2 separate regions of the Homo sapiens genome follow, and region 2 is linked to region 1. A link is a loop called in an ENCODE intact Hi-C map of the cell type or tissue named here. Cell type or tissue: heart right ventricle. All regions are shown on one strand. Links, peaks and the distances in the headings refer to the core of each region. The heading gives the core; the rest is flanking DNA. Region 1 overlaps MEF2A (myocyte enhancer factor 2A). Region 2 overlaps MEF2A (myocyte enhancer factor 2A).

What was found. A loop is a pair of places that touch in the nucleus more often than their neighbours do. Peaks named below come from ENCODE experiments on the same cell type or tissue, not always from the same donor. Only the 100,000 strongest peaks of a DNase experiment are listed, where the experiment ranks them.
Region 2: a loop joins it to region 1, with 6 times the contacts of the local background. A loop is called at or near these places in 2 of 110 quality-filtered maps.

What each region holds. Positions count from the first base shown.
Region 1 is chr15:99,690,179-99,695,563 of GRCh38, forward strand. MEF2A (myocyte enhancer factor 2A) reads left to right here. Exons shown (of 12, transcript NM_001319206.4): 8 at 63-250. Among named protein-coding and RNA genes, the nearest start is that of LYSMD4, 41 kb to the right of the region's middle. In heart right ventricle, for the core only: no CTCF peak of the experiment used is centred there; no DNase peak of the experiment used is centred there; H3K27ac peaks cover 2,351 bases.
Region 2 is chr15:99,640,387-99,645,771 of GRCh38, forward strand. MEF2A (myocyte enhancer factor 2A) reads left to right here. Exons shown (of 12, transcript NM_001319206.4): 4 at 5,175-5,378. Among named protein-coding and RNA genes, the nearest start is that of MEF2A, 77 kb to the left of the region's middle. In heart right ventricle, for the core only: no CTCF peak of the experiment used is centred there; no DNase peak of the experiment used is centred there; H3K27ac peaks cover 1,683 bases.

The DNA.
Region 1 (5,385 bases), core at 182-5,181:
TGTTTGTGCCAAAGTATTTTAATAACTCTTCTCACTTTATTGAATGATATTTTTCCCCCCAGGGAATGGATTTGTAAACTCAAGAGCTTCTCCAAATTTGATTGGAGCTACTGGTGCAAATAGCTTAGGCAAAGTCATGCCTACAAAGTCTCCCCCTCCACCAGGTGGTGGTAATCTTGGAATGAACAGTAGGAAACCAGATCTTCGAGTTGTCATCCCCCCTTCAAGCAAGGGCATGATGCCTCCACTAGTAAGTTGAACCTTTCTTCAACTTCATTCTTTAAAACACATATTTTATACATAGTCAATCTGTAGCTTCCTTTGGAATTTTCTGTGCCACCGTAGAATCTACACCTATTCCTAATAAATATTTCCATTCAAAATTAGTATTTGAAGAGACAAGTCTATTTCAAATACACAAAAATCAGATTATGGAAATTTGCTTAACAGTTACTTAAAATTAAAGCTAAATACGAACGTGGTTGGAACTGGAGGTTATTGTGTTAAGTGAAATAAGCCAGGCATAGAAAGATAGATACTGCAAGGTCTCACTCATGTGGGACCTAAAAAAATTGGTCTTGTGGAGATAGAGAATAGAATGATAGCAGAGGCTGGGAAGGGTGTGTGGGTGGGAGACGGGATGAAGAGCGGTTGATTCGTGGGTAAAAACATACACTTAGATACAATAAATATACCCCTGTATTTGATAGGAGAGAAGGGTGACTATAGTTAGCAACATTGCAGATGGAGTATATTTCAGAGTAGCTAGAAAAGAGGACTTGAAATGTTCCCAACAAATAGAAAGGATAAATACTCAAGGTAATAGATGCCCCAAACACCCTGACCTGGATCATTACGCATTCTATGAATGTAACAAATATTCACATGTACCCCATTAATATGTAACACCTTTCGAATCAGGTTTTTTTTTTTTTTTTTGAGTCGTTTTAAGGAGTGAAATTTAGTAGCCAAGAAAGAAGGAAGGAAGGAAGGAGAAAACAGCTCCCTCCAACAGAGACAGAGGGAGGGGGGATTCAAACAAAGAGGAAACCCCTCGAATGAGTTTTTAAAAAGTAAAATACAGAGAGATTATTATGTTTAATTTTAATTTTACCAGGCTAGAAGCATTAACCATGACTTATTTATTCTCTGTACTTTGTATACTTTCATTAATCAATTAAACATGCTTTTCTGTGAGAGAAGCACTAAACTATTTGTTAGAAAATTCTACATACCAGGCAGGGTACAGTGGCTCACACCTGTAATCCCAGCACTTTGGGATGCCAGGGCGGGCGGATCACCTGAGGTCAGGAGTTCAAGACCAGCCTGGCCAACATGGTGAAACCCCATCTCTACTAAAAATACGAAAATTAGCCGGGCGTGGTGGCGCGTGCCTGTAATCCCAGCTACTCAGGAGGCTGAGGCAGGAGAATCGTTTGAACCCAAGAGGTGGAGGTTGCAGTGAGCCGAGATCACACCACTGCACTCCAGCCTGGGTGACAGAGCAAGACTCTGTCTCAAGAAAAAAAAAAGAAAAAATTCTGCATACCACAGAACTATTGTAGGATAGGGAAGAAAGCACACAAACTTGAGTGAGTTATTCTCCAATTAATTTTATTTGCTTATTCCTTCTCAAATAACCTATTTAACTGTATAAAGAATGCAGGTAGCCTCTATTCCACTCCTTGATGACGGCTTTAGGGTTCTAGTCTCATTTGTTTTTGAGTCTTAAGTCTGTTTGTAAAGAACAGGAGAATCTATTTATCGCCCTTAGCTTCCTGTAGAAAAAAAACTAGAATATATAATCAAGTTTTAAAACTTCTTAGTTTAGCAACTGTTTGACTACTACCATACTAAATGATATGCCAGGTGTTCTCTCTGCTGAGCAGTTGCTAAACTCACCATTAGAGTTTTTGCTAAGTGAAAGTGATGCTGTCAGGCTTAGATAATAATTCCACTTTGGTATAATGCTTTATAGATTCCATAGCACCTTCATGTGTATATTGTCTCATTTAATTCTCAATTAGCCTGTGTCATTGCAAGGTAGAGATGTGGAAACTGAGTTAAAGGTTATTACTTGTCCAAGATAGTTCAAAATAGAGCTAGGACCAAATCTCTAAGTCTTACAGTCCAGGTCAAAAAACAAGTACTTTTTTATCTGGTTATACAGAAATCTGGAAACAGTCACTCCCAGCCTCACAATTAAAAAAACTTGGATATACAGAAAGTTCATAGTTTTCCTTGAACTCATTATAGTGCTGAGATTTCACGGCAACCAACTGGCCCAGATACTCCAGAGTCAAAGACACTGTAAGGAGAGTTGACATTTGAGCATTAGACAAGACACAGATGGTAAGAGTTAAGCTAGGGTGATTGGTGAATTGCTGGAGGCCAGGTGTACACTGACAGAACTGTGTGAAACTCCTGGGGGCCGCAGTATAACACAGGGTGAGTCTGTGTTCTCTTGTATACTTTTTTACTCCGTGAATCCCATGGGGTGCTCAGAAGCTCCTGAAAAGGTCTCGCTGTGGTACACAACTGGGAGAGGGGAAGAGTAGCCACTACACTAGGGGCAAAAAGTTTTGCCAGGATCTTTTTGTCTTCTTTCTCTAATATGAAACAAAAGCTTTAATCTCTGAGAAGACGAACAACAAACATTATCACTCTTAGGGCACTGTTGAAATCCTGTTTAATGGAAAAGGCAAAATATCTCAACCAGTGGTGAAGGAACAGGAAGACATGCTCGGTATGGAGCGATGCCAGGAGAGTGGCAGGATGACTGAGAAGGCCACAGCCTGAGGCACAACAAGAGAGGGGATGACTTAAAGCTGAGAGTGGAGCAGGCACTAGGGGAAAACCTGGCATGCAGATCCCCACCCCCAGAGGGATATGAAGCTTGTGGTAGGTGCCCTGATGGTAACCAGAGCAACAGTAAGGCTCAAACCCAGTCCAGCTTCTAATGAAATTAACTCGATTCTTGCACTAATAGCTTAGCAGGAGGGAAAAACCTGTAGGTCTATTAGTAGGAATTACCCATGCTGAAATACAAAGAGAAAGAAGAGTGAAAACAAGACAAAATAAACAGAATTAAGTATCCAAGAGCTATGCACCATTATCAAATGGTATAACATATTTATAATTGGACTTCCAAAAAGAGAAGAGAGAACAGATTAGGAGTAATATTTTAAATAATAACCAGTACCAAGTAGGATAATTACTACTGCCAACACACACATGCACGCATGCACACACACACACAGATGTATGCACGCACACACACTCTCACTCCTAGACTGCTAAAAGCAAAAGATCAAGAGAAAAATCTTAGAGATACATTACAGAAAAACAAAGATAAGGATTAGTAACATACTTTTTTCTTCACAAACTAAACTATTCAAGCGAGAAAAAGGGAGTAACATTATTTAATGTGCTGAAATTTTTTAAAAATTCCTCACCCCAAAATTCTCTACCCACCAAAAATATCTTTGAGAAATGAAGATTTCCTCAAACAAAAGTCATGGGAATTTATTGCCAGCAGACCTGCTCTACAAGAAATGTTAAAGGAAGCCCTTCAGCAGGACTGTGATCCCAGCAAAAACTCGAGTCTACACAAAGAAATGAACAGTGGAAATGGAATAAATGAAGATAAAATAAGTAAACTCTGGTTTTCCCTGCATTTTATAAACGTTTTATTTTTAGAACAATTTTAGATTTATAGAAAGATTGCAAACATAGTACAGGAAGTTTTCATACACCCCACACATCATTTTTTCTATTAACATTAGTATGGTGTATTTGTCACAACTATTGAACCACTACTGATACGTTATTATTAACTGAAATTCGCAATTTATTCAGATTTACTTATTTTTAACCTTGTGTCTTTTTCTATTCTAGGATCCAATCCAGGATACCACATTATATTTAGCAATCATGTCTCTTTAGCCTCCTCTTGACTGTGAGAGTTTCTAAGACTTTCCTTGCTTTAATGACCTTGACAGTTTTGAGGAGTACTAGTCAGGTATTTTTATAGAATGTCTCTAGTTAAGATTTGTCTGATGTTTTTCTCATGCTTATACTGTGGTTGTTGGTTTGACTGAGGTAGGCCATAGAATTAAGATGCCGTTTTCATCACATCATATCAAGAGTGCCTACTACATTTATTATCCCTTATCTGATACTCAGGACCAGAAGTATTCCAGATTTCAGATTTTTTCAAGTTTTGGAATATTTCCCTTATACTAATAAGTAGAACATCCCAAATCCAAAAATCTGAAATCCAAAATGATCCAATGAGTACTACATGCGAGTGTCATGTTGGTGCTCAACAGGTTTTAGATCTTGGAGCATTTCAGATTTCAGATTTTCAGATTTGGGATGACCAACCTGTATCGTCATAACTATTGCTGATGTTCATTTGGTCACCTGGCTGATGTTTAACAGGTATTTACCAGGTTTCTTTTCTGTGAAGTTACTCTTTCTCCCGCTTTTCATACTGTAGCCTTTGGGTAGGAAATTACCATGTTCAGCCCACACTTTTAAGGAGTGGGGAGTTAAGGCTTCACTTTCTTAAGAGAAGGATATCTACATAAATTATTTGGAATTCTTCTGCACGGGAGATTTATCTCTTCTCTCTCATTTATTCAACCATTTATTTCTATCAATATGGACTCGTGGGCATTTATTTTAATACTTTGGTTTATAATACAATACCACGTTTTTCTGTTGCTTTGTTCTAGCTTCAGCTTTTGAGGGCTATCTACTTGATTCCTATGTCCCTTTGATATATCCTTATTTTTGTGGGTTTTTTTTTTTTCAGGGGGAGCAGGCGCTTTTTTATTTTCCGGCACTATAATATATTCTAGGCTTATCTTGTGTATTTTCTGCCCCAGTCCTAGAATCAGGCATTTCTCCAAGGAACATTATTTTTATGGAGAATGAAAGAAACCAAGATCCGAGTGCTTTCCCTCTTTTTAATTGCTCCAAAAGGTATCTGACTATGTAAGGCAAAAATAGTAACTGTATTTTGTTTCTGTAGCACATGTAAAAATAAAATATATGACAACAAAAGATGGGAGGGAGGAATTGACTCTACACATGATGTAAATATTATTTGAAGATGAACTCAAGGTAACTAAAGGTGTATATTATAAACCCTAGTGCAACTACAGAAGAAAATTTTAAAGAAGTATAAATAAGTCAGTAGAAGAGATAAAATAGAAATATAAAAAATGCTCTACTAAGTAGCCCAAGAAATGGGAGAAAAGAAGACAAAAAGCAAGATAATGGTAGCTTTTAATCCAGTCATATAAGTAATCACATTGAATGTGGTGAGAAAGCGTCAGTTAAAAGATTGTCAGATTTGTGTGTGTGTGTGTGTGTGTG
Region 2 (5,385 bases), core at 210-5,209, 50 kb before region 1:
ATACATATTGACCATCTTTATCCTCAGTAAGGCATGTTTGTCTTAAATCTACCTTACCTCACCTTGATATAGCTACATATTTCTTCCTTTCCTTTTCTTTTTTTCTTTTCCTTCCTTCCTCCCTCTCTCCCTCCTTCACTCCCTTTCTCCCCTCCCCTCTTTTCTTTCTTTTCTTTTTTTTTTTTTTTGAGACAGGGTCTTGCTCTGTCACCCAGGCCAGAGTGCATTGGCATGATCATGGCTCACTGCAGCCTTGACCTCCTGTGCTCAAGCAATCCTCCTGCTTCAGCCTCCAGAGTAACATGGGTATGCGCACCATGCCTGGCTAATTTTTGTACTTTTTGCAGAGGTGAGGTCTCACCATGTTGCCCAGACTGGTCTTGAACTCCTGAGCTCAAGTGATCCTCCCACCTGGCCCTCCCAAAGTGCTGGGATTATAGTGTGAGCCACGGCGCCCAGCCAGTGTTTTCTTGGAGGTCTGAAACTCTGTGTTATCTTTCAACCTTACTGTTTCCTTATGTTTTAGGTATGTCTTTTATAGATAGTATGAGAGGCTGCATATTGGTTTTTTATCTAGTTTGATCCATCTCTTAACCCACCAGTCTAGTTGATGTTTATTCCCTGTGATCTCGCACGTATTTGCACTAGTTTGCGTGATCCCAGTCGATCATATAAATGGGTTAGCGGGTCCCAGCCGTCGAAAAAGCCATAGTGTCCGCAAAGAACTCTGATTGCAGCTCCACACAGAGCCCCCCAGGGAAGAGGACATCGGAAGAAGATATTTCATCTACCTGGCAATCCACCAAACGTGGAGGTTCTGAGTAAGAATGGTTGAGAAGTCACCCTGCCAGAGGTTAGTCAGTTTCTACCTGATGTCTTCAACTCCTATCTCCAGCAGAGCTTTTGTACTGCCCAGGTTTCATTCTGGAGGGCGTCTGTCTGCATCAGCATGGCTGCCAGTTCTCTTGTGATGTAGCAGGCATTGAGTGTTCCAGGCAGCGGAGGTGAGAAGCACAAGCTGAACCCAAACTGCTGTTTTAAAAATTTGTCTTCTCGGCCGGGCGCGTTGGCTCACACCTGTAATCCCAGCACTTTGGGAGGCCGAGGCGGGCGGATCACGAGGTCAGGAGATCGAGACCATCCTGGCTAACACGGTGAAACCTGTCTCTACTAAAAAATACAAAAAATTAGCCAGGCGTGGTGGCAGGTGCCTGTAGTCCCAGCTACTCGGGAGGCTGAGGCAGGAGAACGGCATGAACTCGGGAGGCGGAGCTTGCAGTGAGTCGAGATCGTGCCACTTGCACTCCAGCCTGGGCGACAGAGTGAGACTCTGTCTTAAAAAATTTGTCTTCTCATAATCCCACTGGCCGATTTCTTCTCCAGGCTACAAGCCTCCACATCCCTGACCCCGTACATTTTCCAGCATACCCTCTGGGGTTTCTCACTTTTTCTTCATTATTCCTTTACAGATTTATTCAACAAATTTGTTTAGCACCGCCTCACTGCCACACAGTAGCTTTGTTTTAGAAGCTGAGCGTGCAGCATTGAACTTTTTTCAACTTATGTTCTACTCAGATGACTGGTTTTTTTTGTTTGTTTGTTTTTGTTTTTTCAGCAAGTAATGCTTGTTGGTTTTTTTGCCCCTAACAAGGGCTTGTAGGTGTTATACTTCCTGAGTTTTTTTATGTTTGAAAATGTTTATTGTCTTTATACTTGAAGTCTGACTTGGCTAGGTCTAACGTTCTAGGTATAGGCCCTATTTCTTTTCCCCAGAACATCGTAGAGATTTGGTCTTCTGACTTTGAATGTTGCCAGAATTCTAACACCAGACTGAGTTTTTTCCCTTCTTAAAAGTCACTCACTTCCTTCCTTGGTGTACATGGTATTCTTTCTTTGACCTTGACATTCAGTAACTTAATCTGAATATGCCATGAATTTGATTATTCCTTATCACTTTTTTGAGAGATTGTATGCCTTTCTGTATTTTATTTTTTAATAAATATTTTTCCTTTGCTAAATGCTCTGGGCTTTTTTGGTATCTTCATTATCTGTCAACAATACAAACAACTTTTTTCTATTCATTTTAGTTTTCTGTTTTGATTCTTTGATTTTCATTATTGTGCTAAAAATCTCTGTTATGATTTGATTTTTTTTCTCTTCTCATTCATTTCCGAGCCATACCAGCTCACATTTTAGATCTGTTATCTCTGACAGTTTTTGGCAATTATATTAAGTATGAGTTAACAGAAATAGCTTTCCTATAAAATTATTTTCTTTATTTATTTTGGTTTCACCTTCCCTGGCATTCTACATTTAGAACAAGATTCTTCACTTATTTCATGGGCTTCTGATACTTGTGAATCTTGTAGCACTAATCAGAGGATCCTCTCAGAGGACACTGCCACTTTTGTGAAGAACTCAGTGTGAATTCTCTGAATCCACTTTCATTTTCTTCTAAATTTCACCAAATCTGGCAGATGAAAATTTGTAGTTAGGGATTCTTACTTTCCTTGAAGAAAACCCAGTCTCTTTTTTAGTATTATGTATGTGTATGTATGTATGTGTCCATGTTTTTAGAGGAGTAGAGAGGAGTAAACATGACTTTATTCCATTTTGAATTTAAAACTAACTTTTGTGATTTCTTTTGAAGTTAATATAAAGAATTTACATCATTTTAATGTAATTGAAATCAGTTTAAAAATATTGTCTTAGAATAATAAAGTTGAGTCTTGAGTTTTAATTATGTAGTTAGTATTCTGTAGCCTAATTTTAGATTACGTTACCTCTTTCATGTCAAATTTATGAACTGAAACGTGGCTGTATTGTAAAATACTAATTAACACTCTACTAATTAGTTGGCTTTTACTGATTTTTCACTTTTAGATGTCTTAGAAAGCTAGTATGTAGAAGGAAAATCTCTGTATGACAACCAAAAACTTACTTTGAACTGAAAACACTAAAATCAAGGGAAAATGTACTCTTAACAGCTTGTTTTCTTGCTTTGTGACTTGTTATATTTTGTTATAATCTAATCTTCTAGGCATATACTCATGTCATAAGTGATAGTATTTTTCATTCCTTTCCTTATTGCTTTCCTCCATTGTATTCTATTTTGTTTTTGTTTGTTCCCAAATGTATTTGTAAAAACAAGTACATCAACAGATGCGGAGGTTTTTCTACTTGTAATTTCTGTTTTATATTGAGAATTTTTTTTTTTTTTTTTGAGATGGAGTCTCGCTCTGTCGCCCAGGCTGGAGTGCAGTGGTGCGATCTCGGCTCACTGCAAGCTCTGCCTCCAGTGTTCATGCCATTCTCCTGCCTCAGCCTGCCGAGTAGGTGGGACTACAGGCGCCCACCACCACGCCCGGCTAATTTTTTGTGTTTTTAGTAGAGACGGGGTTTCGTAGTGTTAGCCAAGATGGTCTCCATCTCCTGAGCTCGTGATTCGCCTGCCTCAGCCTCCCAAAGTGCTGGGATTACGGGCGTGAGCCACCGTGCCCTGCTGAGAATTTTAAAGTATCAAATATAGACCAGTATTCAAAGATGATTCATAAAAGGTGATTTGGGTATATGACACAATTTACATGTAAATATGTATCATGAACAGACTAGATGGTATTGGCTAGTTAAATTTTCTTGTTAAATGAATATTTAAAGAACCTTCTCAACTCTATTTTCATTCAGTTTACTAGCTAACAGAATATTTGAGCGGTCATATAATACGTGGAGTATTGTGCTTTGTGCACTTGACAAATACAGAGAAAACATAAGGTTTTGAGACTGTTAAAGAGATTAGATCTACATAAAATTAAGAGGGATTAAGGTGATTAAATGCTAAGATGAGTAGATGTTAAATGCATTTGGTGTTACTATAGGGAGAAAACAGATACTCTGCTTAAATTTAGTGAAAACCATTGAACTACTATACCACTGTTTAATTTTATCATGCTACATAGGAAATAGACTGAAAAAATACAGAAACATCATTGAATTGTACATGTGAAATGAATTTTGTTGTTGTTTTGCTTTTACATGTACGTATTGTATCTGTAATGAAAGAGGATATTAAAGTCATGCCCGTGAAAAAAATTTCTAGTGGTAGTAATTGCTTTTCATGATACTGGAGATCCTCTACTTCTTTAATAGCTACTGCAATAACTGATTTTAAGTCTAGGCCAGTAGTTAAAGTTTATAGGAAGAAAATCGTATGATAGGTATCCATGGGGAAAATTGCTGAACTTTATGTTGTTGCACAATTCCAAAGATTATTCAAAAGTATATTCTTACTGACCTTTCAAAAACTGTTTTTTAAACAGACTTTATGTTTTAGAGAAGTTTTAGGTTCACAACAGCATTGAGCAGAAAGTAAAGAGAGTTCCCTTGCATTCCTTTCCCATCCCGTATTAGAAGAAGAGGGATCAAGGGTAACTCTTGCTCACCCCAAGGAGGGTTGTTGGGTGGTATAATTTTTGTATGGCATGAGCTTCAGAGTATTTGAAGTTTTTGAAGGGGAGGGAAAGAAAAGTAGTGTCGAAGAGAGAATACAGAGCATAAAAAGACATCTCTTTTAGGGCCTTCAGTCAATATAAAGGGTGTAAATAAAAAAATTTTTTGGGGGGGTCTCTGTTAGAGAGGATTTCAGGTAACAGGTTTCAGTTAAAGAAAGAAACAGTTAAAGAAGAATTTGAGGACTTTGGGGAATTTGCTGATCCCAGACTGTGAATTTCAGTGGGTACAATAGAGAAGGGCTTGAGAGGGAGGAGAAATACTTCAGATTAGTGGATGTATTTAGTTGTTTAGGGATCAAAGTCTGGCTGATGCTACATTACCTGGCTGGGATTTGGGGTTTCTGATGGTAACAATTTTAACTGAATGATAAGGGAACACTGATCAACTGTTCCTTCTGTGGTGCTTCACCCTCTGTAGTGGAGTGGCAGCCAAGGATAAGGAAATACTTCCCCAGGAGACAGCTCTGTCGGAGAACTTGGCATATACAAAACAAATGTAGGACTGTAGCACAACAGGAGAGGGAAGGCTCATATGGAGGACAAAGCTGGGAACCTTTTCCATCTTTGAAATCTGGCTCAGTATTAAGAAGAAGATTCATCTTCAGATAGCCCATATTCAAGTACTACTAATGCTTTTAATAAAAATATACCTTTTTTATTGTTTAGGTCACTTTTACAAAGAGAAAGTTTGGATTAATGAAGAAAGCCTATGAACTTAGTGTGCTCTGTGACTGTGAAATAGCACTCATCATTTTCAACAGCTCTAACAAACTGTTTCAATATGCTAGCACTGATATGGACAAAGTTCTTCTCAAGTATACAGAATATAATGAACCTCATGAAAGCAGAACCAACTCGGATATTGTTGAGGTAACAC